Linked DNA regions of Mus musculus: region 1 is linked to region 2. A link is a loop called in an ENCODE intact Hi-C map of the cell type or tissue named here. Cell type or tissue: heart. All regions are shown on one strand. Each heading gives the region's core, and the rest is flanking DNA. Links, peaks and the distances in the headings are about the cores only.

Region 1 (16,178 bases), core at 3,419-11,418, 270 kb before region 2:
GAGCCCAGGCTTGAAGTGAGGGAGTTCCTTCTTTTCTTTTTCTTGAATACACAAAGAAGGCTGGAGGAACCACAGGGTCCCCCAACATTTTAAAGTTTGTATCTAAAACCTTTCATAAGGAATACAGGGCCCTGAAAGACACCGTTTAGGCGTTAATTCGTTAGTGGTTATGACTGTTGGATGCATCCAAAGGTATCAGAGGGACTTGAGAGCCATTACCCAGCGTGTGCTCAGATTTTCAATCTTTCCTTTTCCTCCCTAAACTCACATTCCAACTCATCTCTCCTATGCACCACAACTCCTCTATGTTTGACATTCTTATTTGCAGTATCCTATTAGATATCTCTATTTAATGGTCTTTCATTTTAAATGCTGCTTCATTGACAATGTTTAACTCGACAGGTTAAAAATTGTGTCTTTGGGACTAGGTAATTATTAAATTTGTTAGTATATACATGCTCAAAAATATGTGGCAGACAATGAAAAAAAAAAAAAACTCTGTAAGTTTCACTGCAAACATTATCCAAAACTGAACGAATGGGGCAGTGTCTCCCTTAGTCTGTATTCTTGATAACTAAATAACGTTATATTAATAGAGCAGGGAGTGCTAGCAATTCTCTCTTTTGTTTTTTTTGTTTTGTTCTAAAAACTAGAGTACATTCTCTCTTGATGAAATTTGACATGAAAAGTTGTATTACAGCAATCACCTTGACTCCTCAGACTCCTCGGCGACCGAAGGACACTACGTTCACGTTGGTGGCTCCCACGGAAGCTGAGCCTGGCAAGGGGCATGCAGCTAGGGAGCATATAAGTACAGACTAAAGCGAGATGTGGTGGTATACACCAGTTAAAACAGGTCTCAGGAAGACTGAGAGCTGGAGGCTAACCTGAGCTACGTAGCAAGAACTACCCCAAAACGGAACCAAAAAGAGTATGCTCTGTCAATCAGGGCAGAGGTACCCACACTGGCTGTCGATCTGGGTAGCAGATACATGAAAGTTTAGTGTTTCTCAGTCTGCCCTGTAGTTTAGTAAACAATCTTTATATATGTATATATATATATAGAGAGAGAGAGAGAGTACTTCAATTCAAAATAAGGGACAGAATACCTCCAAAAGCACACAGAGAACAAACTTACCTTTGTAAAGCTAAGGAAGTAAGGTTTCCAAGCCAGCTTCTCAAAGGACTGATCTGCCCTCTTTCTCATACTGTCAGCTTGGATTGCCACATTCCTTGCTAGCTCTCCTTTAGATGGACACCCTGTCTTCCTCCCAGACCCACCATACTTCCTAAGTGTGCATTAAGTCCTTCCTAACCAGAAGGACTTTGGGACAAATACAATGGTGTCACCTAAATTGAGAGATGGCGTCTGATTAACAGGAAATGAGGGAGCGGGTCATGCACATAGGGCTTACCTGTTGCCACAGAGGAAAGCATGTATGCGCAGGCTGCTGAGTGGATGGCATGGGAAGGGGTCCTCCTGTTGTCACTCCCTTGGAAGGGGCATGATTCCCTGGCTCCTCTCAACATCTCTACCCCACACTGCATACAGCTCCAGCCACTTTCTCTCTCACACTGTTTACATATACACCCATGCTCCACATCAAGCTAGAAGCTCCTTTAAGTAAAATAGAGGCACACATCACTCCAGAATGCTCAGTCTTGGTTTTTATTAGCACAGTTCTGCCTCCAGGAGACATAGATCACCAAGGGCACTCACTCACTCTCTACTTGGGTCCTGGTTGTATGTCTGACCCTACTGTTTCCAGATTAGACCAGCTTTCCTCAGGAATAGAGAGGTCCACGAAGGGAAGGCAAGAACTCAGGGTCCCTTTCTCAAGATGGAAGAAGACACAACCACCTAATGACCAATGTCTCATGGAGTAGTGGCAGAACCCTAAACTGCCCTGGAGGTCCAGGCACTTGGAGTTCTCCTACAGATTGGATGCTAGATCACTGGCCTCCCGTAGTGACCAAACCCTAGGTTGACCTGTAAACACTTTTGGCCAATGTTACACACACAATACAATCAGATTACCGGGGCTCTGTGAGCTTCCGTTGTTGGAGTGCAAAGATCAGATATGTGCGCCTTTGGTCTCCCTGCTGCTCTCCCTCTTCTCTGTGTCACACCACCAGCCCTGTAGGAACCTGAGACCCGGGAGGGGTGAGGGACTGTGGGAGGGACTTCGAGGCTAGGAGTGGACCGCTCTGTTAACAGGTCGCTTTTCTGTAAAGAAGCTTTTCAGCAGTAGCACCTGGCTGAAGCTGACCACAAACAGGGCAATAGTCTCGCCTACAGACCAGTAGGACACTCGACTATTAAGGTCTTCAGCTCGGGCTCGGTCCTGAGCCTCCCGCAGTCGATAGTGTGTCTGGGAGTCGATCACAGTCTTCAGAGCCTCGTGAATAGTTACACAGGCAGATTCCATCTAGGCAGGAAGAAAACAGTAGTCAGTTGCTAACCCTAAGTCAGGCAGGGCATAATCCAGCAGCCAAGGTTTACTGCAAATTCCTGGCACCTCTGAGGGGTCTGTGTTAAGCACTTTATGTGGTTTCACAATTGTACAGATAACCTGGGGTGAGGGGGGGCTCAAAGAGAGCAACTTATTCAATCACACAAGTTTAATAAGTAACAGAATCAGCCTATGTGTGCAAGCCATAGTCTGTGTATCTTCTTTAATCCTCTCGATGCCCTGACAGACTGGATCACTACCTCCAGTCAAGGACAACCAGATCATAGCTTACTTATCCTACTGATAAAGAAATTGAGCTCAAAGAGGCTAGATGAACGGCTTGAGGTACCCAACTAACTAACAAGCTGTGTGAACTAGACTTGATTATGCCAGACTTCTACTGTATAGCAGATGTCTACAGTTTCATGTATAAACACAACACGTGTGAACATACAATCATGCACATACACACAGATGTTCACATGGGATTGCTGCTCCTCACATTCTACTTCCAGAGAGCCCTACAGTTGACACCGCACTGGCAGAAGAAGATCCCCACTAAGAAAGCCCCTATGCTGGATGGGAGTGGGCTTGGGGTAGTTTAAAGTCAGAGAACTCAAGAACAAAGGAAATCATTAGAAGGAAAGGTGGATAAAGACACATACGTGTGTGGTGTGTGTTCAGTCACAGGCTGTGTACGTGCATATGTGTATGTACATACATGTACAAACACACATGCTTTCAAGTATATAAATCCACAGGTACTTTGTTTTTAAGCACCAGGGAATGGCTCCTTTGGTTCTCCAAGTTAGAAATCCATTCTCTAAGTTCATTTCTGTCCCAGCACACTTGGAAACTTAGTGGTCACTGGATCCACAGAGTGGGAATTCCTCCAACCCTTGGCCCTAGCTTAACACTAGTCCAACCCCTGGGGCTAGGGGGACATATATCAACCACAGCCCATGATTAGGACACATGGCATAAACCCTACCCAAAGCAGTAAGTCACCAACAGTGACACACACTGAAGAACACTCCCTTATCTTCAGTGGATGCTACCTCCCCATCCACTGGGGTCTCCATTGGTACTAGTCTACCACAAAGCTTGTTACCACAACATTTCAGTTAGTTACTTCAGGGGATGTGGGAAAGCAGGCATTGGGTAAAAAGAGAACCATACGATACGGAGTAAAATGGACTGGTGAAAGAGGAAATTTACAAATGCCACCTGTCCTCCTCACCACAACAGACTCACACTGGAACTGAAACTCCAAGCAAGACATTCTCTGTTGCTCTAATGCATGAACCTTTTTCTCTCTCACTTTCTCCCACTGGTACAAGAGGGATTCCTTAAACTTCCATGGTTTCATCAATGACCAACAGAACTGAAGATCCCTTCAGCTGGATCTTCTAACTTCTATCTAAACAGCCAAATGGACATACTAGATATTGTACTGGGCAATGAAACTCCATTCCCTAACCTCCCAGAGATGGTAGGAAACTGGGCATGAGCCACAGAGAAATAGGACATATGGTCTCCTCAGAGAGCACACAGGAGGAAAAACTGGCCTCCTTAGAGATTTGAGACATTCTGGCTTTGGTCAAGAAATAAGATGGTTATTCCTGTCTTACAGGTTCCTCAGGCCATGGTGATCAGTCATAAGACAAGTATTTGGTGTCACACCTCCTACACCAAGGTATCAAGAATATAGAGGTAGATAGATACCAGAGGCTTGGCCCTTGGGAAGCCCAGCCTATATGTAGGAGGGAGGGAGAACAGAAAGAAGAACTCCAGATGGAGGCTGAGGTTAGTCAACAATCTTGAGAGCCATGGAAGTCAATGGAAACTATCCATCCTCCATAATTGCTGCAACTTCTCTTCCACAGTGGGGATTTGTTGTCCAGCGATTGTACTTAGTAGCCGCCCTGTGCTGACTTACTACACAAGTGGTCACCAAAGGGACATGAGTGGACATGCTATGTGTATTACTACAGGCCAAGGCTTTGAAGGGACAGCTGTGCCTTTCTCATTTCTGCCTCTTTTGGTATCCAGGGACAGAGAACGCTGAAGCCCGAGGGAAAGGAGAAGGATGGCGAGAAAGAGCCTTGAGGCTCAGGACAAAGTTCTGTAGTAGAGTATGTGCTAAGCAAGGTCCCAAGTTCAGAAAAAAAGAAAAAGAGAAAGAATAGAAAGGAAGGGAAAGAGGGAGAGATAGGGAGATAACAAGAAAGGGAAAGTGGAAAGGGAAGGGAGGGAGAAAAAGAGAATATGAAGAGGAAGTGAGAATTAAAAACAAGCACACACACACACACACACAGAGAGAGAGAGAGAGAGAGAGAGAGAGAGAGAGAGCCTGGATTCCCAAGTCACCATCCAACCTTTTCCAAACTACCCTGAGAGCAGTGCACTACCCAGTGTGCTAGGCCCTGACATATGAGTTTGTTATGGCAGCAGCTGGTCTGACCCTCACCAACACACTCCTGAAGCAGGACATTGTTCTTCACCATCTGAGCATATGACACAGCAGACAGGTACATGTCAGAATTTTGGAAGACGTGCCACGCCCGAGAAAGAGAGTTGGAAGGGTGGAGAGGAAAAGTGTTAGCTATGAGAGGGCTCTGGCTAGAAACAGGAGACCAGAAGTGGTATGGAGTCTTTTACAGCTAGAGGGTGATTCTGGTTCATCAGCTAGGACAAGGACAAAAAAAGCAGAAACATGATGAGAGTGGGAGGGTTCCCCTAGTCCTGTCACGGTCATGCACACTCACCTGAGTGAGAGCCGTGACCCTGTTCCCCATGTCTGGGAGAATGGGGGGCTCGTCACCCACTTGGAAGTCAAAGTAGACGGTCTTATGAGAGAAGGTGGAGAACTCATTACTGAAGCAAAACCGGTAGACGCCCTTGGCCTCTGTCTTGTACGTGAAGCTGTCATACTGCTTCTTGGTCTCCCTGTAGATGACGTTGCCCCTGGGGTCTTCCACATAGCAGTCCACATCGTAGTGGCCTCCAGTGATAACCTGACAACCACAAAAAGGGTGCAGTGATGGGGAGGCAAGCAATTCTTTGAAATGCTGACCATAACGGGGACCCCGCTAAGCATTCTGTAATTTAACCCTCACCATTTTCCAACACAGACTCCATGTAGCTTCCCATCCTGCTGAGCCTACGCAGTTAAGAGGCAGTGACCACTGCACTCGGTGTTTTTCTTAGTATTACTACAAAACATTTGACAGAAGCAATTCAAGGAAAAAAATCCAAATTTATTTGACTTGCAAATAAATTCAAATTTATTTGACTTGCAAATAAATTTGAGGGCATAGTTCATCAGGGAGAAGGCATGGTATCTGGAACATGAAGGCTTCCAGGGGTAGGGGTAGGGGCTAATCACATGGTATCCAGAGTCAGGAAGCAGAGAAATGAACGATAGCATTCAGCTGGTTTCCTCCTTTTTATTCAGCCTGGTGAATGATGGTACTCCCACTTAGGGTGGCTCTTCCCACTGCAATCTAATCTAGAAAGCCCTTTACATTCTCAGAGGCTTGTCTCTTTGGTGGTTATAGATTTCCCCCCACTGATGGGGCATGCCTACCCTCAACGGCTTCTGGAGCCTCACTAGCCACATCAAGAATGCTGGGGTGGGGGGGGCGGTTGTTGTTGTTGTTCTTGTTTGTTTTGTTTTGTTTTGTTTTGTTTCTTCGAGACAGGGTTTCCCTGTATAGTCCTGGCTGTCCTGGAACTCTGTAAACCAGGCTGACCTCGAACTCAGAGATCCACCAGCCTCTGCCTCCCAAGTGCTGGGATTAAAGTCCTGCGCCACCACTGCCCAGCCAAGAATATTGTTCTTATTCTTAGGCTGCCTGTGCTGAGGCAGGCACACACACACACACACACACACACACACACTGTATGTCGTCCATAGATGTGAGAGCAGTCTCATCAGTGACTCCACCATACATGGAATTGTCAGCAGAAGCAACCTTCAGAGCGTCTACCATAGAAGGGCTTACTCATTGTACACAACTGGGGTGCCTGTGTCACCTCATTTCTAGAGGTCTTGCTTTATGGTGGTCATTCATCCCTCTGACCCTATGCCTACTCATTAACCCTAGGGGATAGAGCCTTTACCAAAGCAACTGTTAGCTATGAGATCTGTCCATGGAGACCAAAGTGCAGGACCTAACTTTGTTGAGCCATATGGTAAGCAGAGAGGCAAGCCACATAGCCACACCACTGGGGAGGGAGTGTGTGTGACTGTCCTTAAGTATACACTGGCAGGGTTCGAAGTCTGCACTGAACCCTCCTTTCAAAAAAAAAAAACCCTTCATCACTCCAACTATGTCACCCCAAACTCCAGCTGTAAAGGATGCAGCTGACTTCAGCACCAGCAAGACACCCAGCCCAAAGTGACAGTTGGGTCAGACTGCCACCCAGTGGGTGTCCAGCTAATTAATACTGATGTTCCTGGAGGTACCTGGGAGAGGTCATTCTGGTCAATTCTGCAGGGGGCGACAGGGGGCGGTAACAGGCCCCCCATCCTGAGCGCTCACCTGTAGCCTGCCTAACTCCCCAGTGCCCCTGGCCCACTTCGGGAGGGCTCTGGCAGATACAAACGTTTCTTCTCAGGGAGAAGTCAACCGGTCTGGGGTTGTTATCCCCGACCCCCTCAGCCTTTGGTGGCTAATCTTGGCCGCTCCGGATGGCGGCGCACCAGTAGCCCCAGTGAGACGCGGCTAGGGCCGCACCTGGTAATCCAGAGAGAACTTCACGCCCTGCTCCACCTCTTCGTGGAAGCACTGCTTGGCGTTGTCCGGCAGCTCGAAGGTGAGCTCAGCGCTCCGCAGTGGCTCGGCCCGGAGCAGGAGCAGAAGCAGCAGCTGTAGCAGCATCTGGAAGGATGAAGCGTGCGGAGCCTCGTGGACCATGATGCTCCGGGCCTAGTCCTCTCTAGGCTCCCGCGCAGCGACAGCAGGGACAGCAGGGAGAGGGGAGGGGCCCCCTGAAGAGACGTGGCGCGAGCTCAGCACAGCGGTTCCGGGTGGCGGCCACTCCGCGCGCAGCCGCACACCAGAGAGGTGGGCGGGGAACCTTTCCGCCCGCTGCGCAAGCGCATCACTGAGTTTAGGCGCTATTGTATTTGATGCGGCTCTTGGACTCGGGTACTTCTCAGTGCGTCCCTTCAACTCGGAAACCGTTGGGCTTCTAGTCTGTTTCTGACTTGCTGTCACTTAGTGTCTGCCACGTCTCCGGAGAAATCCCGGACGTAATGAACACATTCAGTAGTTAGGAGGACTCGATGGACTAGAAAGGAACCGCAGGGAAGGGAGGCGACGGATCCTCCACTCCCCCCTCCTACCTAAGGTGAAGAAGTGTTCAACAAAGTAAACCCCATGGCTACACTGGGGGAAAACAGGTTTTCTTGCACACAGACTCCCTTCTGGAAATAAAAGCATCTAAAGGATTTCAATTATGTTTTCGCATTCGGGTCACATTGAAAATTTTTTCAGAGAGAATCTGCCATCCCCTTTAACTTCTAAAAGTGTTGAAAGACAAGTTGATTTATTGTCTTATTCATGACAACTGCCCTAAGAAGGATATATATGATTTTATGTTCACCATAGTCCATAAACAAAGAGACATTACATGTTATAATATTTGCTGATACATAAACACTTACTGTCAGTAGAACATTATTAGATATGGTGAATCTTAATTTTAACAAAGAATTTCACTACTCATATATACTACCACATAGATAAAATTGGCATACACTACCACTGGCCATACTGGATCCTGTATCAAGGAGCTAATGTGCATGAAAGCAGCACCCATAATATAATTATTAATAAAATGTACTATCTCTGTGCTAGATTAGATGTGAAAGAGGTGTTGAGCTGTGTGCCTTGGGGCTCCTTCCCTGCTTGTCCTATTTAACATTGACTTATATTTCTTATTTTCAATTATGTGTATGCACATGTGTGTATATGAGTATGTATATATGAATGCAGGTCTCCAAAGAGGCCAGAGGCTTTGGATCCCCTGGAGCTAGAATTGCAGGCAGTTGTCACTCATTTGATAAGGCTTTTGGGACCCAAACTGGGGTCCTCTAGAAGTATTCTTAACCAGTGAGCCATCTCTCCTCCAACTCTTAACATTTTTAATGAAGAGTATTTGAAGATGTGAAAGTTATAATCATCTAACTGGAAAATCAAGTGAAGAAAAACAAAACAAAACAAAACAAAACAAAACTGAAGTTCCCACAAGTTAAAGATGAAGCGCTACATTTAAGTTCCAGGTGGTGGGGATGGGGGTTGGGAGGGTGGGGGAGGGAGGGGGAATCTGCAGTGGTTCAAAAGAAGAGGCCTGGTTTCACAGCTCTTTAAGTTGGAGCAGGCAGAATTGGAATCAGCATCAAACTACATATAAGACAAGAGAAAATGCCTGAGTTTTAAAAAAATAAATTATTGCCTTAGCAGACAGTGATCAGGTGGTACCTATTGTATTGTTTTAGGAGAGCTATTTTCCGTTTGGGGCACTAGTCAAAGGAATGTGATTAGGAGGAAGCCAGCATAGACATTGCCAGGAAGCTGACTCAAACAGAGAATGCCCAAGGGAAAATAAATAAATAGCAGGACTTAGCATGGAAGCTAAAAACCAATAGGAAATGAAAGCTTTAAAAGTGTGCGGGCACTAACAATGTACCAGACACACTGTCATCTCACTATTCAACTCAACATAATTTATATTAATTGAGTAACCAGCTCAACATAGTTTATATTAATTAATATTCACTAGTAGCCATGTCTTTAAAAAAAATAAGTTTGCTCCTATTTGATAAGGAGCCCGGGATGTTTAATTCAGTAGCTCTTGTCATTGTTCACTTTTTCTGTGTGTCAGCAGCTTGAGCCAGCCTCAATTTATAATCTCCATGGTTTTGTGAGTCCATGGTTTTGGACAGTTGAACGTCAGGCAGTCTTCCCTGGATTTGCCCATGATGCTACATTCATCTAGAGTCCATCTGTGCTGGGCTGTGCAAGATAACCCCACTGGCATGTCTAGGGCAGATACAGGTTACTGGCTCTAATGCCTTTTTCTCTTCCAGGCATTCTCTCACCACTAGGAGGCTACTGCGGGAAGTCATCTTGCCTGCTTCTGTGAAAGCCTGCCTGTCAGGCAGAGTCAAGTCAGACCAGGGTCTACAATAAGAGGGGATATACTTGAACTTCACGGCAAGGGGCTAAATGTTCTGTTAATCTTGGAGGAAGGAACAGCAGGATTAGGAAGGCTTCCGGATGGGTACAGATATCAAATGTACATCATCCATTGTCTCTGCTGGCTTGTGACTTTGTTTCCCGACATACTGTAAGCCTAAGAGAATTAAACTCAAGACTGGACAGCCCTCCTCATTTCTAACCTTTGTCTATGAGTCTTCTTTTCCATCTTTCCTATAATCCTCACGCCCCTCTCAGAGGATTGCTGGACTTCCTACCAGCCAAACAGGTACAAGCTAGGCTATTATGTGACATACTCAGTATTATGTGACATACTCAGAGAAATATCCCAAAAGGACCCAGGCACAGATAGCAATGTTCTCTAAGAGCTAGGTTTCTGAATTCTTTCAATATCACTTTCTATACATTTTACTGGCCAATAGAGTCCAACGCTGATCTAGATATAAGAAGAAGGAGAAATAGATTTTACCCCTAAGGTGAGATGTTGTTGTAAAGAGGGAGCCTTTGGGGATGGAAGGCATTTTGTGACTGTTGAATAATCTTCTACAATACTCAAGTTCACCTGTCTCATTAATAGCTAAGCCGGAAGCTGAACCCAGATCTGCACGGTCCTGAAGGCTATATGAACCCCAACAAGCACACTGCCTCTACAAATCCTTTGGGATCATTAGTTCTCTGTGTTCCATGTGGAAAAGTTGGGTGCTAAGCATGAATGACACTGAGGTGTATCTCAGTTCAACATAAGAAGTATCTATCGGGAAGAGAGTTAATGGGCAGCACAGTTTCTACCCCTGCATATGCTAGAGCAGAGACAGGTGAACAGCCATGTTCTGAAGATGCTGTAGAGATGATTCATGAGCTAAGTGTAATGTTAGACAAGTTCTAAAGTGCCTTTGAATTTTTATATTCCATCATATGTGAGAAGTCCTAAAATTAAGAATATCTGAAAGAAAACAAAAACCACATCTGTCTGCCCTATTCCTGAGGTGACGTGTGAAATTCTTTTGGTGGTGCACATCTTTAATTCCAGCACTGGGAAGGCAGAGGAAGGCAGATTTCTGAGTTCTAGGCTACAAAGTATCCTTTTTGTTTGTTTGTTTGTTTTTTGTTTTTTTAAAACAGGGTTTCTCTGTATAGCCCTGGCTGTCCTGGAACTCACTACGTAGACCAGGCTGGTCTAGAACTCAGAAATCCGCCTGCCTCTGCCTCCCGAGTGCTGGAATTAAAGGCGCGTGTCAGATGCAGAAAAGGCATATGAGAAAATTCAATAGCTGTTCGTGGTTCAAACTCTTGGTGGCCTTAGAATAATAGATAATTTCCTGATTGCCATTAATATCCTTTAAAACTGGACCAAACTTCATGGTTCATGATAAACACTTAAATCTTTCTTTTTGGAGCTTGAGAAATAGTTCAGTGAGTATTAATGCTTGTTTGCAAGCGTGAGGTTCTGATTTCAGATCCCAGCACCCACAGAAAGATAGCTGTGCATGGATATGTGCATGCCTGTAACATCATCACTGTCCAGGGCAGAAATAGGAGGATCTATAGGGTTTACTGACTGCCGCCTCATCTCCAGGGTCAGTCAAAGACTCCTTCTCAAAGGAATAAGATGGGCAGTGACAGTTCTAGACACTAATGTTTTCTTCTGGCATTCACTCACACAGAGAAGCTTGCACACATGTACATGATGTGAGCATATACCACATACATTTGCACACCATACACACACACACACATACACACACAAAACCTTTCCTTTCCTTTGAAGTTGAGGTTACAACATAAGAGTATACTATTACAATTGAGATTTTCATTCAATTACAACCAAGAAGATAAGGCAAGGGAAAGAAAGACAGGGGTGGGCATTAGAAAAATAAAAGCCAGAATTGGGGTGTCACTAAGTGAAAGAAGCCAGAAACTTACCCAAGGATGCTTTAGGGATTCACATTATGAACTTTTGTTGAATTAGTCATTAATATTTTATAGTTCTGTGTTTGTTTCTGATCTCATAGTTATAAACGTTTAAAAGTAAAATAAGGCGAAACAGGCTATGTAAGATGACCTCTCTGTGCCATTTCATCCTTACCCCACATAGCAGGAGCACTCTCCAGCATACTGCTAGGATTCTGAAATAAAATCAGCATTTATCCATAGATGCAACTGATGAGAAAGAAATATGGATGGATCTGAAAATCATTATATTAAATGAAAAGAGCCATGCTTTCTAATATCTTGATCCAAGTATCAGGAGACTGTGTGCTGTATTGGGAGTAGCCTGAGCATATAGAAAACCTCAAGACCCACCCCCACAGTAACACTTGTCCTCAATAAGGCCACACTTACTCCAGCAATACCACACCTCCTAATAGTGCCACTCCCCATGGGCCAAGCATTCACACACATGAGTCTATGAGGGCCATACCTATTCAAACCCCGCCACATCACGAAACTAGAAAGGAGTTCATGAGATAGGGGAAAGAGGTTTTGAGGGAGGGTGACTGTGGGTCCATGTTCTCTAGTTGAACTCATGTGATTCAAAAGTGGAAAGAGGAATCCTGGAGGTGGAAGGGTTTAAGCATGAATAGTGGGCAGGGAGACAAGGGAGAGAGAAGAAAACTTGGGGAGGAAGCATCGACCAAGAGTAAATATTATGAAAATATAGTCAGAACACCTGATCCACTATGCATTCATTTTCTTTAAATGTCAACTGGTAAAGCAACAAAAAGAAATAAATCCATGTAGCCACTATATGGATATTGATAGAAAATTCACCAATAACTTAGTGTTAGCATGGAATTATAAGCAATAATTCTTAAAAACGGAGAAAGTAGAAAGTGTTTGCAAACTAAATTGCAGGGTATGTTGGTGTCAATGTTGCTTTCCTAGGACTTATCAGCTTCTACAGAACAATTCTTTTTGGAGTTGCAAAGCATTTTTAAATATTTTCAAATATTTATTTCTATTTTCTGTGCATGAATGTTTTCCCTGCATGTATGTGTACCATACGTGTGCCTGGTGACAGGGCCTTGGATTGGGCACTGAGAACAGAACCTGGGTCCTTTACAAGAGCAATAAGTGTTTTTAACTTCTGAGCTATCTCTCCAGCCCCTTAAACATCCTTTCTATTAGAAGAAACTATCCTGTCTTGTACTGCTGAACCAAGAGGGGCAGGTATTCCCGATCCCTGTTCCCTGATCCTAACACATATGAGTGTGGATCAAAGGTTCTGCCAACTGGTTGCTTTTGCCTATGAATCATAAAGTACATAAAGAGCCCTGAGGTTATGAGAGCGTATACCACAGTGTCAGCAGTGCTTCTTGGGGAGGTGGCCCCTATGACATGTTTTTAGGAATGAATTTGGTTACTTACCTTTCTTGATCCCAGCTCCTCTGTGAGACCATTTCTATTTTTTCCCATTGGTTCAATAGAGTTTGACCTTGTTCACTGAAATGCAGCTTGAAGTCTTGGGAATTCATCTCTGTGGTAAGTGGTTGCCTCGCATGTGCAAGGCTTTTGGTTTAATCCCCAACACTGGGAGTAAAACATCCATTTGAAATGGAGTTTGACTGTACTTGTTATTTTTTTTCATCACCCAAAATAGCTCTAAAGCTGTGCATTTGCTCAAAATGTCAGGAAGAGATGGGACAGAGAGATTTTATAGAGCACTTATGGAGGTGATCCTCACGGCAAAGTGGGCTCTTTTATGGCTCTATCTCACATTATATAGTCTAGTGAACAAACAGTTTCTCGTATGTATTTGTTTGCTTGCTTGATTGCTTGCTTACATCCCAAACACTGCCCCTCCAAGTCCTCCCTTCACAGAGTCCCTCCCCCATACCCCCTCCTCTGAGAGGGTGGTCCCTCCTCTGGACATCAGCCCCCTCATCCTATTAAGTCTCTGCAGGATTAGGAACATTCTTTCCCACTGAGGCCAGACAAGGCAGCCCTGTTGGGGAACAGATTCTACACTCAGGCTACAGGTTTTGGGATAACTCCCCAATTCCACTCCAGTTTTTTTTTTTTTGACCCACACAACGACCAAGCAGCACATCTGCTATATATGTGCTATGGGTGGCTGGGGGAGAAGGGGGGCCCTAGATGCCTCCCTCCAGTCACCTTGTGGTGTGTGCTCTTTGGTTGGTGGCTCTGTCTCTGAGATCTCCCAAAGGTCCAGGTTAATTGACACTGTTGGTCTTCCTGTGGAGTTTCTATCCCCTTCAGGCCCTTCAATCCTTACCCCAACTCTTCCATAAGAGTTCCACTTTCATCTAATGTTTGGCTGTGGGTGTCTGCGTCTGTTTCAATTAGCTGCTGGGTGGTGCCTATCAGAGAACAGTTATGCTAGGCTCCTGTCTACAAGCATAACAGAGTATCATTACTAGTTTCAGGAATTGGTGCTTACCCATGTGATAGGTCTCAAGTTTGGCCAGGTATTTGTTGGCCATTCCTTCTCTGCTCCATCTTTGTCCTTGCCTTGCTTTTAAACAGGACAAATATTGGGCCAAAAGTTTTGTGGATAGGTTGATGTCCTTATCCCTCCACTGGGATTCAACCAAAACAAGTCCAAACTTGTCTCATTAGACAAAATCCAACTGTTTCTCAAAGAACAGAAGCAAGAGGCTCCATTGCATGGCTTTCCTCAAGCATTTTGTGTTGGTAACACATATTTGAGTACAAAGCTTTATCAGTAGCATATCTAAAGGACCTAAAAGATTAATCAACACCAAATAAGTCACCAATAGTTCAAACATAATGTCTATTACCCATCACAGTTCTAAAGCCTCCACAAACCCTTACAGTTCACCAGAGTCAACTCTGCCCTGCAGCTGCCATGCTTCCAATGGACCTTTGCTCACTCCCTGACATTCCTACAGGTTCTAGGAAACACACTGTGGATCTTTGGCATTGATTTATTGTTATAACAGAAACACCCAGTACAGCTCAATACTCAGCTGAGAAATTCTATGTTAAACATATGTGGCCTCATGCTTCATTATGTTCATAGCAGCCTTATTCATAGTAGCCAGAGACTGGAAGCAACCTAGATGTCCCTCAACAAAAGAATGAATACAGAAAATGTGGTTCATTTACACAATCGAATACTATCTAGCTATTAAAAATGAGGAGATCATGAATTTTGCAGGCAAATGGATGGAACTAAGAAAATACCCTATGAGAGTTAAGCCAGACCCAAAAGGACATGCATGGTATGTACTCACTGATGAATGAATATTAGCCAAAAAGTACAGAATACCCATGCTATGCCCCGTAGACCCTCAGAAGTTTAACAAGAAGGTTGGTCCAAGTGAGGATGCTTCAACCCCACTTAGAAGAAGGAACAATCACAGGAGGCAGAGGGAGGGAGGGAGGGAAGGACCTAGGTGGGAGATAGGAGGGGGTTAGGGAAAGTGGACAGTATCAGGTATGGAGGCAAATAGGAGAGAAGCCCAGAGGGTCAGGAGAATGAATGGAAATATGCAGCAGTGGGGGTGGGGTGAGGGGAACTTCTAGAGAGTCCCAGAGACCTAGGATGTGAGAAGCTCCCAGGACTCAATGAAGGTGACTGTAGACTTAGATTTATCAAATCCTACTTTTAGTATGGATTCGTAAATGCTTTAACCTCCCTTCTAGCCCGCCACCCACCAGAGATAGTGAGAAAGAAAGATTATCAGAATACAGGGGAAGTGGACCTATTTGGAAATTGTTCTTTGGAGCAAATCCAATCTATGTTGACAGGAAAACAGCAGTTTAGTTCACAGGAATCAGCAGCAGCAGCAGCTCGATTCACTCACAAATACTTCACGAATACAACAGCAGTCCAGGTCAGTAGTATCGGGATAGCAAACACAAATCAGCAGCAGTGGCATGATGTAGCAGAAACAGCCAAGTCTCTGCTGAGTAAGAAGACTCAGCAGGAGTGACAAGTGGAGCTCAGCACTGTAATGTAAGGCAAACCAATACATGCATGTTGTTAGCAAAGAATCCTTCATCATATGTCCTTTCAGCAAAACAGTCCTTCATGTGTCTGCTTTAGCAAAACACCCTTTTACCTGTGGCTGCTTCAGGGAAACATCTTTTGACATAACTGCCTTTCCAAAGAAACCAGAAGTTTCCACATCAGGTGACCTTAGCCAAAATGCCCAATAGTGAGGGACCTGAAGAGACCACCTCCAGTAGATAGAAAGGTCCCCCCAGTGGAGGGATGGGGTCACCAATCCACCTTCAAAAGGTTTGATCCAGAATTGTTCCCATCTAATAGAATGCAGGGACAAAAATGGATCAGAGACAGAAGAAATGGCCATCTAGTGACCAGACAAACTTGGGATCCATCCCATGGGCAGGCACCAATCCCTGTCACTATTACTGTTGCTATGTGCTTATAGACAGCAGCCTAGCATTACAGTCCCCTGACAGGCTCTATCAGCAGCTGACTGAGACAGATGCAGATTTACAGTCAACCATTTGACTGAGGTCGGAGACCCCTATGGAAGAGTTA
Region 2 (16,178 bases), core at 4,418-12,417:
GTTTTTTCTAAAGGATCTGGTCAGAGTTCATTCAAGAGCTTCTGGAGAACACACACCCATTGTAGATGTCTGAAAGAACATCTGTGATTCAGGGGAAAGACCGAGACATCAACGTTAACAGGAGTTTGGAAGAAAATGGTCTCTCTCACAGGTGACTTCCACAGATAGATTCACCTCAGGTGTGGGGAAAACAGCAAAGAGCCAGAATCAGAAGTGGAGTCTGAAGACGAGCTGGGAGGGCTGCAGTCTTGGGATATAAGCAAGAAACTAGTGCCTTTGGGTAGCTCTGGCCCGTGGAGACCCTGTGAACACTCTAATGTGCCAGGGTTTGGAGTGCTGCAGAAACTTACTTCCAGCAACAGCAGGGTCTGGGGTTCTAAGTTTGGAAGAAGTTTGCCTGGCCGTAAAATCCAGAACTGAGAACACCTGCCCTGAAAGAGAGGAGGCAGCGAATCTGGGAAACTTCACTGTTGCCTTATTTTAAGAAGTCACCAAAGCCACTCTAACCTTCAGCAGTCACCTCGTTAGTCACAGTGCTCAGTGTTGCTGCAAGACCCTCCACCAGCAGGACTGGCTTTCTGAGGATTCAGGAATCCATTAGCATCTTTCAGCAAGGAACTGTTACTCAGTTAGGGTGTGTGGATGTTTAGGTCATCATTCTCAGACTGGGAAGATGGCTAAGTGGGCAAGAGCTCTTGCTACATGAGACTGAGAATCTGAGTTCAAATCTTTAGCGTTCATGTAAAAAATTAACATCGCTACGCATGCCTTTAACACCAGTGCTGAGAAGCGGAATCGTAAGGATAGCTGGGGCTTGGTGGCTGCCAGCCCATTTCCAGGTTCAGTGAGAGATCTTGCCTCAAAGGAACAAGACAGAGGGTGATGGAGCAGGACACTTTCTATTCTCCTCTGGTCTCCACTCTCATGCAGATGGTCTTTGGTACCCACAAGTGTGCTTATACGAAATACACACCATACAGACACGCAGAGACATCATGATACTGCACGTTCAAGACTGCAGAAGAGTGGAAATGTAACTTTTAACAAACACTGAGTGTAAGGGGGGGAAAAATCTTGTGACTCGATTAATTAACCTGTTTGCTTTGCTGTATGGTCTATAGCCACCCCATGTAATGTCTTCAAGCTGTCTCTACCATCCTTTCTGTGATATCCCTGGCCCGTTGCTAGGCTGTTGCTACACTGGCTTGTTCGGTATTGGGCTCTAAAGAGCTTCCTTTCCTCACTGGTGGATGTCCTAGTGTCTGGTGCATGTCTTCTGGCTGCCTGGAGTGGCTTCCCTGCTCGGATGTGTTCTCTCTCACAGCAGTTTGTGCTCTGAGGGGGGTCTTGCTGTATCAGTACCACCTGAGCAGGGGGAAGAGGTGACGGAGCCATGATCAGCACAGGTGGGTAGAGCGGGGTCCACGGGCAAAGGCCCCTCAGGAAGTCTAAAAGGTTCTGTGCACAGCAGACGAGGAAGGGGAAGAAGGAAAAGGAGTGGGTAAGGCATGAGAGTAAAAAAATGAACGAAGGCATTAAAGGAACAGTGGGGATCTGGGCTCTGCTAGGCTCCTACTATATACCAGGTATCCAAGCAGCCTCAGCACTGCAAGAGGTTCTTCACCTCAGCTTATTTCACATAGAAGGATATGAATTTCAGAGATGTTAGGTGTCCTGGCTGGAGAATACACAGCTAGGAAAGAGCCTTAAGTCAGATGTGAGCATCATTCTAGATGGGTCCCAGGCCCCATCTCTTCCCACCGTCAGTGGCTGGTGTTCTGTATTCTCCACGTCTCTCTAATACCTTGAGGCAGATGAAGTAGGGGGAGACAGCAGAGAAGGCTTCTTCTGCACACAGCTGGCTGCTGGCCACAGCAGCTCTTCTCTGCCATCTTCATGGGCTCACACCCCTTGCACAGAGGGGCTTGTGTGATGCCACTCAGTCCTAGGTGTTTAGAGCCCCTATTAAGGGCCTCAATTTAGCATGGCACTAAAATGTTCAGCAGGGTCCACCCCAGGGAGGAAGGAAAGCCAGGCAGAAGCTCACCTGTGCTTTGTCTTTCAGCGAGACCATCATGTTCCTGCATCAGATCTTCTACCAAGGCCTGAAGGCCCGTATCTCCAGCTGGCCCACCCTGGTGCTGGGTGAGTAGCCATCCCCATGGCGTCCTACATATTCCTTTCCAGGGCAGGAGACAGCTCTGTCCCTCTAGATCATCAGTGAGTCTCTCTGTAGACCCCAGGGTCCCTGAGAGGAGAAGGACAACCGTCATGTGCTCCTGGAAAGAAATGAGACCCTTCTATTTGCTTGTCCACCTTCCCCTTCAACAGCAACATGCCCACCCAGAAACATGCCCACGGCGAACATCTCAAACTCCAGAAAAGTAGAAAACACTTAAAATATCACCTGTCGCTCTGTCCCTCAAAGACAGCCACCCCAGTCATGGCCATGTTCCTTCCACAATTCCCTATACACAGAGATCCTGAGAGTGTTCGAGTTTTCTTTTCCCATTTCACATGACTGAAAACAGAGGGAGTTAGAGTCTGGAGCTTGTTTGTACAGACATTTCATTCATTTGCTCACATCAGATTATTACATTATGCTGATACATTGCTGCTGCTGCTGCTGCTGCTGCTGCTGGTGTTTACAATAGGGTGTCTATTGTAGCCCTTGCTGATCTGGAACTTGCTATGAGACCAGGCTGACCCTGAACTGTTAGAGATCGGCCTGCCTCTGCCCGCCAACTGCTGTAATTAAAGCTGTACACCACCACACCTGGCAACATGTCACATCTTAGCTTAGCTTTGTAAATGGAGCATTTTGCCACGCCCAGTTTTCTCATGCTGAGTTTTTTGATGGCTGTATAATGAGCCAGTGTCCCTAAGGATACATACCATAAACCAGGCAACCAGCTCGCTCTTCTTAATGGTTCTAAGCCATTGCAAATCTTTAGGGACCATTTTTATGGGATAAGTTTCCAGAAGTTGGATTACTAGAACAAAGGCTCCGGCTTCATTTGCATTGCCTAGAAAGCTGTGCTGTTGGGTTCCAGGGCTGAGCCGCACCTGTGCCTTCCATTGAATGGCACCTGTGCCAGGTTCCCACTTTGGTAGGTAAAGGAACTGCAGTGTTCCCTTCACTACAGAGGGGAAGACCCTGAGGCTACAGAGTCATAGTGAGAACCAGGCCAGATGTAGCTCTCCAGCCCCCTTCACTCTTTAGAAATTTCTTGCGTCAAAAACCCTGCTCTATGGAGCTGGGGAGATAGCTCAGTCAGTAAAAAGTTTGTCTCAGGGGAATAATGAATGACCTGAGTGAAATCCCAGAAGCCACAAAAGATCTCAACCTGGGCCCAGTGGGATCATATTCACTGCTGCTCTCTCAGGGCACTCAGGATTGGTTCTCCTTCACCCATCAGGAGGTCAACAATGGTCTGTAACTGCAGTTCCGGCTGGCTCTGACGCCCCTTCTGGCCATTATGGATACTGCATGCACATATGTTTACACAAGCAAAGCATGCGTGAAAAATGAGGACATAATTGTTCCTAGGTATATACATGAAATAAAAACAAATAAACATTTTTTTAAATGTACACAATGGCATACACTTATATTCTCCCAGTCAGTGCTGGAGAGGCAGAGACCGGTAGATCCCTGGGGCTTTCTGGCCAGACTAGCCTAATCATCAAGGCCCAGGTGCCAGGGAAAGACCTTATCTCAGAAAGCAAGGCCATGGCTCCTGAAGAATGACCCCAAAGACTGAACTCTGACTTCCGCACACAAACATACAGAGGTATGTGGGCACCACATACATGCCCACACACATGAACACGCACACACACTGTCTCAGTTAAGGTTTTACTGCTGTGAAGAGACACCATGACCAAGGCAACATTATAAGGGTAGTATTTAACTGGGGCTGGCTTACAGGTTCAAAGGTTCAGTCCATTACCATCCAAGCAGGAGCATGGCAGCATCCAGGCAAGCAGAACTAAAAGTTCTACATCTTCATCTGAAGGCTGCTAGTGGAAGACTGACTTCCAGGCAGCTTGGGAGAGGGTCTTAAAGCCTATGCCTACTGTGACACATCTACTCCAACAAGGCCACACCTCCAAATAGTGCCATTCCCAGGGCCAAGCATATACAAACCATCACGTGTGTTTATATATGCGCATGTGCATACACACACACACAGAGCCAGCCTCTTACAAAGACACTTTGAGTGGAGGCAATTGCTGCCCACACTCCACATGGATCAGCCATGAGATAAGAAGGTCTGACCTACACCAAGGCTGTCTTCTGGAGATGGTTCCCAGAGCAGGGCCCCTGGGAACAACAGCCATAAGGGTATGGGACTCCTTACCATCTCTCTAAGCCTCTCCAGTCAGAGCTACCACAAGATAGCCCACACCTGTAAGCCTTAGTCCCGAACCCACTCCCCCAAGGTAGGATCTCTCTGTTGAGGTGGGATTTGAACCTCGCACACAGCCTCTCTGGGTGAGCCAATGGGCCCAAGGCCTGGGGCCACCTCGGCCTTTGATCTGTGGACCCCACCTTCCTTTGCAGCGGACCTGTTCGATATCCTGCTGCCCATGCTGAACATCTACCAGGAGTTCGTCCGCAACCACCAGTACAGCCTCCAGATCCTTGCTCACTGCAAGCAAAACCGGGACTTTGACAAGCTCCTCAAGCAGTACGAGGCCAAGCCAGACTGCGAGGAGCGCACACTGGAGACCTTCCTCACCTACCCAATGTTCCAGGTGACTGCTGGTGACCTACAAGGGAGTGGGCTGGGGCGGGGGCACTGAGGGCACAGCTGGCAGGACACAGTCCCTCCCCACAAAATCCTGGCAGGTGGAGAGCAAGCTGAGCCCCCATGCACCTGTCCCCTCCAGCAGTGGGGAAGGTGAAGGGGCAGTTCCTGGAGACAGTCATGCATGGGTCCCCATTGTCCTGGCTCTCCAGGCACATCAGAGATGTAGCCTGCTTTCCTCCTCAGTCTCTTGAGTTCAAAGATCCATTCTTGACTCTCTTGCTTTCTGTCCCTCTCCTTCATTCCTGTGCATCTCTTGTCGACCATCACCGTCTCTCCCTTCTTGCCCTGTCCCTCCTCGCTCCCTGTCCCTTTCTGTCTCTCCACCTGCTCCTCGTCTTCCTGGCCCCGTCCTACCATGTCCCTCGCCACTCACAGATCCCCAGGTACATCCTGACACTCCATGAGCTGCTGGCCCACACACCTCATGAGCATGTGGAGCGCAACAGCCTGGACTATGCCAAATCCAAACTAGAGGAACTGTCCAGGTGAGTGCCCAGCCACGGTGCAAAGGGTGGGCAGGGCAGGGCTGAGAATTGCCTCAGGAAAATCACAGCCTGCCTCCTTTCAAGGCTGGGTCCCCTGACTGGCCTGCGCAGGTTACAGCTTACACACAGGCCTAGATGAAGCAGCTGGGTGTGGTCGCTGGCACTGATAGGACCTGCAGAACCCTGCCGTTAAAGTAGACCCACGACCTAGGAGAGGAGCTTCCAGGAACTTTCAACACCTACTTCCCCTTTTGTTCAGTGTCAGCTTGTCCAATCCTGTAGTAGTAAGCCAGGTTTAGTGTTAGACACCTAAAAAATCCTAGTACTCAGAAGATGAATGCAGGAAGGTCAGAAGTTCAAAGCCAGCCTCTACTCTTAAGTCGGAAGACAGCCCAAGTAAGCTACTTAAAACCATATTTAAAAAAAAAAAAAAAGTTTTAAACAAAAACAAGGCAGGAATGTAGCTAGGTTGATGGAGTGCTTGCCCAACATGCACGAAGCTTTGTGATCAGTATCCAATACTACATAAAACCAGCTATGGTGGCCCCTGTTACACCCCAGCACTTACGAAATAGAGACAGGGGAATCCAAAGTTTACATTTCAAGGCTACCCTGGAATCTAATGGGCCTTATCTGAAAAAAAACAAGCAAAAACAAACAAACAAACAAAAAAAACATTGTGGTGGTAAGAGCCCCCCATGGACGGAATTCCCAAGTGACTAGCTGGAGTTGCCATAGCAACAGGAGGTGACAGGTGGAAAAGCTGTGACCATTAAGGACACTCTGGTCCTCCAGTCTAGAGTTCCTCACCTGGCCGTCTCTCTGTCCTGCAGTCCAGAGTGGGCCTTCCTCCACAAGAACAGAAGCAGTCAGGGGAGCCCTGTCACACACACCCCCACTAAGGTGCTGGGAGTGTGGGGGGGAGTGGCCTAGATTGGGAATGGAGCTCAGAGGAAGAGCCCTTCCCTCTGTCATCTGCCATCAATGTCTGTCCCTCCTGCCCTGGCTGTAAGCAGAGCTAGCAGGATTTCCCAATGGACTGGATGGGAGAACGAGAAAAGACTAATGATTCTAGACAGGATGCCTTTAGATACCCGAGTGGAGGAGACCAGAAAGGAGGGTTCTAGAGTCTGGAATCAAGAGGTGTCATCAGTTTGGTGACAACCACCATGCTATATTGCCACAGGAGTGACTTCAGTCAGGAAGACATCAGAGCCTAGGACTGAACCTCGATGGAGGTCACAACATGAGGTTGAGCCCTGTGGTCAGACATAGCCGATTAGGAATAAGGATGAGGGAGGCTCAACTTCCTGGAGCCAGCAAAGGATATCAGGCAGGGCTCAGCTCCAAGCTAAGCAGAGGAGCAGGCTGAGCCCGGCAGGAGACAAGCTGCCTAGCCTGATCCTTCTGAGAACCTGCAGAGTTACTGAGTCAGGAGGGAGGACCGGGGAAGCATATGGGGTGTGTGACTGCAGATCTGTAGAGCCTGTGGCAGGAAAAAGAAAGAACCCTCTGCAGGTCCAAATCCTACATGCTCCTCCCTCCCTCCCCAGAGGAAATGCCTAGGATGTCCTTTAAGGTTCCTCATTGCTGAGAGATAGATGCCTGAGGTGCAGATGGCCTGAGAGGCCAAGATATGCATCCTACTCTTCCTTCCACCCAGTACCTGCACCTTCTCCTAAGCCCAACCTTAATGGCACACTGGAGCGTTCTCTCACCCTCTCACCTCCCCCCACCCGCCTCCATAGGGTGCTAAGGGAAGTAACCTAGCAAGATAAGAAACCATCAGATAGCCAAGCCCTGGCTAGACTAGGAGTCACACCTCCCTCTCCAACCCAGTCACTAGCTGTCCTCAGAGCTGTACCTCCTCCCACACCTCCAGCTGCTCTCCGTAAGAACCAGATGTTTGTTTGTCTTGCCATTTTATCCTCAACCACCACTGTAGCACCACTGATAACACAGTGATAAGCATCACTTCTGGGGCCTGCGGTCCCTCAAAGAGCTTAGCAGCTATGTCTGCACATAGGTCCCTAGCACCAGTCTGCCTCAGAAGCCGAACTTACCCGGTAGGCTGCCCTTGTCATGTCTCCACCACTGTGGAGTTCCCCCTTTGGACCTTTCAGAGTCCAACATGCCCAAGCACAACTTCACCTTCACCGTGAGAAATGTTCTCTCTGCCACTGGCATTTCTCAAACGGAACCCCATCTTTAGGAACTGGGTGTCTCAGAAAAACATTTCTGTGGAGGAGAAGGAGAAACTGAGGCTGCTAGAGAGAAGGGAGCCAGTCTAGATGTCCCAGAGAGTTTAAATTAAAATGGGAGTGCTAAACCAGAAAAAAAGCAAGACAAACAAACAAACAAATAAACAGTAAACTGAAATGCTGAGCCCCACCTGCTCCCCAGCGTTCCACACGTGGACAACTGAGGGCCCTCTGGCTGAGGCTTGAGGTTTTGCTCATTTTATAGCCCACACAAAGCACCCTTAGATTAAACCACATGTGGTCACCAGCCCTCTTGGTGACACTGCCTGTAGTACTTCAGAAATAGGTAGAAAACCATGAGATGTGCTCTTCTTGAAGTAGGTAGGGATTTCCCAGTACTTCTTTTTTTTTTTTTTTTTTTTTGGTTTTTCGAGACAGGGTTTCTCTGCATAGCCCTGGCTGTCCTGGAACTCACTTTGTAGACCAGGCTGGCCTCGAACTCAGAAATCCACCTGCCTCTGCCTCCCGAGTGCTGGGATTAAAGGCGTGTGCCACCACACCCGGCTTCCCAGTACTTCTCTGCTTTCCTAAAAAGCCTGGGAACCCACCAGAACAAAATTGCCAGAGTCCCCCTTTTTTTTTCTCACGTGTTACTTTTTTCAACGTAATTAAATGGCACCATCTCCTGGACAGTACTAGAGTTGCAGAAGACAGAAAAAAAAAAAAAAAAAAAAAAAAAAAAAAAAAAAAAACGAACAGCTTGTTTTCCTCCCAGAAGACAAGTAGATAAAAAGCCAGTCTTTCTCTCTGAGCCAGCATAATTGGCAGGCACTCACAAATCTCATAATATTCCAGGGCCCATGCAACATTAAAATCACAGCTGTTTAAAGACATGGCAGAAAGATCTGGTACATAGCTCCGTGGTAGAGCATCATTCTCAAGACCTTGAGTTCGATTCCCAGCAAGGAGGGGACAGCCTGAGGAAAGAGTACAGGAGGGGATAGCCTGAGGAAAGAGTACAGGAGGGGACAGCCTGAGGAAAGAGTACAGGAGGGGACAGCCTGAGGAAAGAGTACAGGAGGGGACAGCCTGAGGAAAGAGTACGGGGGGAACTCTGCTTGTGGATGAAAATAGTGTATAGTAAGACGTGGGTTACAAGAAGAAATGGTATCCTGGGCTCACATCTCCCTCCTGGACTGGATCTGTTCTCTATCCTACAATGCTCAACACTGAAACGTGCCAATTTCCCTTTCATTTTTCCTAAAATAAACACCTGGCAACTTGTACTGCCAGGGGATTAAACCAGATGGAGCCTGGCCAGTGTCCAGCGTACAGTTGGCACTCAGTAGATACGAATACCCTTCCCTTTCTTAACCAGGGCCCCATGCCCTAGCTTCTCTTCTTAGGTCTGCCTAGAGAGAGAGCATCCCCCTCCTGAAAGTGGACCAGCATATCTCTTACTTCCTGTCTCCCCAGGATCATGCATGACGAAGTCAGTGAAACCGAGAACATCCGCAAAAACCTGGCCATTGAGCGTATGATCACGGAGGGCTGTGAGATCCTCCTGGACACCAGCCAGACCTTCGTGCGCCAAGGTAGGGTGGCTGCTCTGCACCCCCACTGAGGGGTCCCTGAGAGGAGGGTGGCACTCAGGGACATCATCAGTAGACTGACCTGCAACTGTGACTGTGGAATGTTCTAGACTGCTGGGATGCAAAAGTTTGACATGGAAGCAACACTTATGCACACACACACATGCAGATACCACTGGTCTTCTGTCATGCCAAATGTGAGTCTACTACCGAGGTTAGCCATGGACTTTTTGTTGTAAGCTCTGACCTGTCCTTCCATGGAGAAAGTAGGAGACAGAATGGGGACAGATAGCCACTGGCCCTGAGAATAGAATTTATCAGAGGTATTGGGAGGGATCCCTGCACTCAGGGGTTCTCATTGAAATGGGTCTTAACCACTTCTGGCTCCTGCTCACCCTGAGAATGGGTCTGGGTGGCTTGGCCCTGTTGAGCTCCTGATGGCTTAGAGACATCAAAGCTGTGATGCATTTGAAGGTCACCTTATGCGGCTGCCATGTTTTATGTTAGACTCAGCATTTGCTCCTTTGTCCCAGATGGATGTCTGCCCCCAAATCATCTTCCAGCATCTCCTCCATCCAGGTCTGGAGTTCGCTAGCTAGTAAATAGCTCTGTGAGAGGCTTATACTGATTGGTACATCAGAATCTGGGCCCCTGGGGAAGATCTGATAGACATTATGTTCCATGGATGGTGGCTGCATTTGACCCCAGGAGGGTCTACCTGGGACACAGGAAGCCCAGGGGCAGTTCCCAGTCTTCACGTCTCCCTGAGTTGCACAAGACATGATCTATACCAGAAGTATTCCCAAGAAGCCTCTTTCTACTTCTCTGAAGCCTTGGGGAAAAAGCCCCTCCTGGAGTGGACAGTCCCCTCAAAGACCTGGAAGCTGCCATATCACCCCGAAAAAGCACTTCCTCCTCTGTACTGGAGCAGGACCTGGAGCCCCTCTCAGCCCTTCCCACTGTTCAGCCTCACAGCCAACACTGACCCTTGCCCTCTGTACACCGAGTCCCCATGGGCTTCCAAGGCCCCCAGAGAATAGAACCAGTCTCACCTTGCAGAAGAAGACCTGTCACAAATGAACATCTCAGTTGCAGCAGACATAGAGAGGGGCGGGGACGTCAGGGGAGAGAGGCTTTCCTAGAGAGGCTGGGCAGTGTGGTCTGGAATGACATTGGTTATGGGACAGAGAGATGAAGACAGAGAGGAGAGAGGCTGGGAGGTGAGCCCAATGCAAACTGTGCCGAGGGTCCCTGAGGACAGTGAGGACAACAGGAGAGGAACCTAGAGAGCAGGTGTTACGTGGGACACCCAGAGTAGAGACAGAGAGCTACTCTATCCAACAGTGGCTTTCTACCGTATTACACCTAGGATCATCACATGCTCAGTCTGGGCTCTGAAGCTAAGTGCCGAAATCAATTGGTGATGTCTGCTGTGGCCACAGCTATGCAGTCCATCATGCTAAGACACCAGAACCTGCCTCCAGCCCCCATTTCTTCAGCCTCATTACTCAGGGCCATTTCCGGACCTCAGCCCGGCTCTCCATTTCTTTCAGGGGTCCCTTTGCTTGCCATGACCCTGGACCCTGGCTGGGAGGTTGTGAGACCCTGTACAGAGCTCTCATTTTCCCAGTCCCCTGGCTCTGAGGCTGAGCGGGAAAGAGCAACCAGGAGATTTGGACTACCTTGTTCCACAACCACGTGTGACTGTACCTCCACCTCCAAGGCTGGGCCATAGGGTAGTGCCATCTGTACCATCTGAGGCTAGGCTCAGACCCTCCTCACCACTATCCCCTGTTCTTACAGGTTCCCTCATGCAGATGTCCTTGTCTGAAAAGAGCAAGTCCTCTAGGGGCCGCCTGGGGTCTCTGTCCACTAAGAAAGAGGGTGAGCGCCAGTGTTTCCTATTCTCCAAGCATCTCATTATCTGCACCAGAGGCTCTGGTGGGAAACTGCACCTAACCAAGGTAAGGCTGTGGGAGAGGAGCCTGGACACACATAGATACACCCTAGGGAAGCTGAAGGTGGAAATGGGTAGAGCACCCCCTGATAACTTCCCCTGAAAAAATCATGGATCTGGAAAGGTGGTGTCAGGCCCCAGAGACTCCCACAGCTCATCAGGAGTTCTAACCAACCCTTCAAGGCACAAGTATGAGCATATGGTTATTCAGGTGTGTGTGTGTGTGTGTGTGTGTGTGTGTGTGTGTGTGTGTGTGTGTGTTTGATATGGATAGAGGTATTGGGGAGAGTAGAGGATTCCCTTCAGCCAAGGATTAGAGCAACACGGAATCTTTGTCATCTTTAGGCAAAGTTTCTCAGACAAAACCCTCCTAACTTTCCCAGACACCCACTTCTCTATCACAGGAAGCCCTCCTCGGGTCAGGTGACCCTAGGAAGCTGCTGAATTGTTGTTACCAGGTCTCCCCTCTTGGAGCACAAGATCAATGGCCTGGCTTGTCCCAGTAGGCAGACCCCAGGACCTTTGCTCCTGCTATGTATTCAACTACACAATCTTACCTCTTCTTCGACAGACCCTTCAAGACATTCTTTGAGCAAAGCATAAGACCCTTTGGCCACATCCTTTAAGACCTGCTCAAATGCAGCTCTGTGGTAAAGCCTGGGGTTCAAACTACTGCTCCCCAACATAGCTCATTAATGGTCTCATTGCTCTGAACCCTAGCTGGCCCCATCTCTGTCACCCATGTGATCTTGGAAATGTCCTTGTCTTGTGTACATTTCATCAGGCAAACAAAGTTCAGAGTCCCCACAGAAACAATGCATGAGATAGCTGACCGTGCCTATGGATTTGCTGTGCTGATTATGAGACCTTGTCGCTCTATGCTGCCATCTCTTCCCATACTATGTCCATCCTGGAGAAGCAGATGGGATTCCAAAAGTGAGCATGTTGCATCCTGAAAAAGGGCCAGAAGGTGCCCTTAATTTAGTGAGAGCATCAGGGAAACCTTTCTTCAGGGATGCCTGGTCTGTAACCTCCCATTGAGGTATTAGATCAAACACGGGCTTTGGAGACTACACCACTTATATTAACATGTCAGTAGATTAGCTGGTTGGCTGCACAAGGAGAAATTAATTTACAAATATTATACACTCAAATTCCAACCAAACTGCGTGTCAAGGGAGGCTTTCATTCATTGCTAGCTCCAGGTCGTACTCCAGATATCTCTGTCCAGGCTGGGAGGGTTGGGTCCCCCGTCCTTCAGCATTAGAGTAAGCACAGGCAGGCCGCAGCAGAGACTCAGAGGCCGATCCTTGATCTGAGACAGGAAGTTCCTGTTTTTATGTTGGTTACTTTTTTATTATTATTTGTTTTGGAGTTCTGAAAGGTTAGCCTGGGAGCTGGAGAGATGGCTCAGCAGTGAAGAGCACTGGCTGCTCTCCAGATGACACCTTTGGCTTACGGCAGTCACATTAGATAACTCATGGCTGCCCATAACTCCAGCTCCAAGGCATCTGACTTCCTCTTCTGGCCTCCCTGGGTACCCGTGCACATGCTACACACACACATGCACGCACATGTGCACAGACTCACTCACAAATACACACAAATTGGAATTTTAAAAATTTAAAGGGTAGCCTTCTAGCAAAGAACACATGATCAGAGCGCTGACCATGCTGTGTACCAGGCAAACCTCAAACAAATCATGTGACCTCACTAAGCCTGTTTCCTCATCTGCATAATGAATATAAAGATATTCCCCAGATAGAGTCGGAGAGATAGCACAGTGATTAAGAACACTGACTACCCTACTAGAGGTCCTGAGTTCAATTCCTAGCAACTACATGGTGGCTCACAACTATCTGTAATGGGATCCAGTGCCCTCTTCAGGTGTTCCTGAAGATAGCTACAGTGTACTCATATAAATAAAATAAATAAATCTTAAAAAAAAATATTTCCCAGGAATGCTAAGGGAGTATCAGGTGCCTGGTACAAAAAAATTCTCAGTAAGTTTAACAGTCACTATAAATTCTATGATAATGAACCTGTCATATAACAGACAATAAGGCCTCCAATATAATGATTACCATGGCTAGTCCCTATCCCAAGGTTTTATCATATTTAATTTCTAGAGCCCCTCTGAGGCAGACACTATCACTTTCCCAGTTCACAGATGAGATAAAGAAAGAAAAAGAAAAAGCCAATAAGAGAATGCCAGCTTGGCTGTTGCCAGGTAACTGTGGGGTGGAGTTTAGACAGAAAGCTAACAGGGGGCTTCCAGGATTGTCAAGCCCCATGAAATCATAGGGCAAGGTTATTGTTCAAAAGTCCTGGAAACTTCACAAGGCCATCAAAGAAGGAAGCAAGAAGCAGACCCCAGGGTTGCCTGGGAATCCCCTTGGATGCTGTCCTCACAAGCAGCAACCTATATATAACATGAGACTATAATGATCCAAGCAAGTGGTTAAAAATAAATTCTGAGTTTTCTAACAACAACAAAAAAAGGTGGGCAGCCTGCCCAGTATTTCATGTATAGATCAGTCACGTGGCTGGGTCTATGTTAACATCAGTTCTTAGAAAATAAACACTGTCCCGCAATTATGGGTCAGGAGGTCAGAAGAGGCTTAGAAGTAGTCTTGGCTCAGGGCTCTAGTTTGCAATAGCAACGTTTGCCAGGCCACAGTGCTCCAAAAGCTTACCCAACCAAGATGGTTCATTCACAGAACTGCTGACTGGAGGCCTCAACTCCTCACCTCTCCCCACAGTGTAACACCCACTTCCCCTGGGATAGGTGATCCAAGAGAGAGGAGAGAGCAGGCGTGACGCTGCAGTTCCCAGAGCCGCACTTCCCTGAGCTGCACACCTTAGCTGTCATTTGGCTCTTTTCATTCAATACTGGTCACAGCCCAGTCCACACCTAAGAGGAAAGGAATTATTCTTCCATCTTCTCTCTCTCTCTCTCTCTCTCTCTTTCTTTCTTTCTTTCTTTCTTTCTTTCTTTCTTTCTTTCTTCCTTCCTTCCTTCCTTCCTTCCTTCCTTCCTTTCTTTCTTTCTTTCTTTCTTTCTTTCTTCCTTTCTTTCAAAATTTATTTCATGTATGTGAGTACACTGTAGCTGTCTTCAGACACACCAGAAGAGGACATTAGATCCCATTACAGATGGTTGTGAGCCACCATGTGGTTGCTGGGAATTGAACTCAGCAGTCAATGCTCTTAACCACTGAGCCATCTCTCCAGCTCATTCTTCCACTTTCAAAAGGGGAGTGTCAAAGCCTGTGGGTAGGAAGACTGCCACCAGAGCCTCTCCTCACTACTGTGTCAAAGTGAGAGGCTCCACTAGAGCTTCTTCCTGATAGTAGTAAATGAGTTGTTGGCCTGGGGCTGGGAGGAGGCCCCTGAGGCTTTTTCTCAGGAGCCCACCAATAGCTGACCGGGTAACTTGAACAAAGACTTAACCTCTCTGACTTCATTTCTTAATCTATAAAATTGAGTTAGCAATACCTATAATGAATCCATAAACCTGACCTGTTTCACCATTGGTAATAGGAGGGATTGACCAAGAATGGAGGATTTCACGTTTTTATAGATTTGGGGCTATGAAGTAATTCTCAGACATGCTGATGGGGCAAGAGGAAGCCAACTCGGACAGATTCTGTCCACAGCTTGTCCTCAGCCTTCTTTAGGAGTAGTCTACCTGAGGAAAATCATTTCACTGACCTCAGCGGGTTCTGTAAAGGGAGCTAATGTCCTTTGCTTGCGTAGCAAAATGCCCACTCATCAAATGCGACACACACACTTGTCTGTGGACGTGTGGCTGGTTGGTGGTGAGGCCCTTCCAAGCCTAATCTACTGGGACCCCTACTCTTGCACGTGGACCCCTGGTCTAAGGTGGTGCCTGCTGCTCTTTTTCAGAATGGAGTCATATCCCTCATTGACTGCACCTTACTGGATGAACCCGAAAACCTGGACGACGAAGGTCAGTGCCCAAGCTGCTAATTGGTTTGAACACTCACACGGATACATGATTGCATGTGCACACACTCATTCAGCAAGGCTGGAGTGCAAGAAAAGCAGATGTGCAAATAGGATGGCCCCTGACCCAGATGCAAAAGAAAATGGAGAGAACAGCCCAGACCAGGTGGTTCTCACAATTGTGGGCCCCTAGAAAGAAGATTTTGAGCTCGGTCTTTCCAGTAAACAGCTCTCAAGAGTTCCAGGGCCTAGCCTGTGTCATGCCCTGGATTTGAAAAGAGCAAAGAAAAAGAGAGTTGGAGATCAGTAATAAAATTCCAGGGATTTACCTTCACATCAAGGAGCTGTAAACCAAACTGAATGTTCAGCCCCGTCCAGAGGAGTTTCCGATGTCAATGTTACTTGTCCCAGGTGTTAGCCAAAGGGCTGGGTCGTGAGGCCCCGACTGACCCTGGCTAGCTGCTTCCCTGCTAGTAGACTTAGCTAAACCCTGGCTCAGAACCCATTCTTGTAGTGAGGGCAGAGGGTTTACTACTTAGTGGTTCCGAATCTGAATCAAGAATCTGTGTACCTATAAATTACTTGTGTGTGCCAGATCCTCAGCTTCTTCATCTTTGAAATGGTGACTCTCACTCAGCCAAAATCGTAAAACACTATTCTAAAAGGAGCAGCTAGTGACCTGCTGTCCCACCGGCCCCTCTACTGGTACGCAAGTCAGGGATCAGAGAATCTTACCCAGCTCACAGACACCCACGCTCACTCTGCTAACTTCATATTTTTTTTCACTGGAAAAGCCAAAGGAGCCGGACCAGAGATAGAACACCTGGAGTTTAAGATCGGGGTGGAGCCAAAGGACTCCCTACCCTTCACTGTCATCCTGGTAGCCTCAACCAGGCAGGAGAAGGCAGCATGGACCAGTGACATCATCCAGGTGAGCAGCTTCACTTGTTCCTCAGAGCTCATTGTTCCTTCATATTTGGCCTGGTAAGGGGTCTGGACGGTCAGAGCACAGCTGAATTGTTCTACTAGAAAAGACCAGAGCCCTCCAGGTCCATGGAGGCTGACCCAGATCCAGCCAATGGGTACCATTGCGTGCAGTATGGTTTTAAACCCTTAAGACTGTCAGCTCTACTCTCCGCTCCCCAGACCTGTGAATG

The links. Peaks named below come from ENCODE experiments on the same cell type or tissue, not always from the same donor. Only the 100,000 strongest peaks of a DNase experiment are listed, where the experiment ranks them.
Region 1: a loop joins it to region 2, with 3 times the contacts of the local background. A loop is called at or near these places in 12 of 42 quality-filtered maps.

Annotation. Positions count from the first base shown.
Region 1 is chr9:89,697,551-89,713,728 of GRCm38, forward strand. It overlaps Tmed3 (transmembrane p24 trafficking protein 3), which reads right to left and starts at 7,493. Exons shown (of 3, transcript NM_025360.2): 1 at 7,196-7,493; 2 at 5,222-5,470; 3 at 1,653-2,429. The coding sequence starts at 7,375. The coding sequence ends at 2,193. In heart, for the core only: CTCF peaks have their summits at 6,902 (motif pointing left) and 9,571; a DNase peak (open chromatin) is centred at 7,471; H3K4me3 peaks cover 1,403 bases; H3K27ac peaks cover 1,254 bases.
Region 2 is chr9:89,965,786-89,981,963 of GRCm38, forward strand. It overlaps Rasgrf1 (RAS protein-specific guanine nucleotide-releasing factor 1), which reads left to right. Exons shown (of 27, transcript NM_011245.2): 6 at 2,066-2,145; 7 at 4,568-4,761; 8 at 5,193-5,302; 9 at 8,980-9,098; 10 at 10,899-11,059; 11 at 14,962-15,025; 12 at 15,816-15,952. Among named protein-coding and RNA genes, the nearest start is that of Rasgrf1, 64 kb to the left of the region's middle. In heart, for the core only: a CTCF peak has its summit at 8,186 (motif pointing left); DNase peaks (open chromatin) are centred at 8,386 and 8,966; H3K27me3 peaks cover 1,252 bases.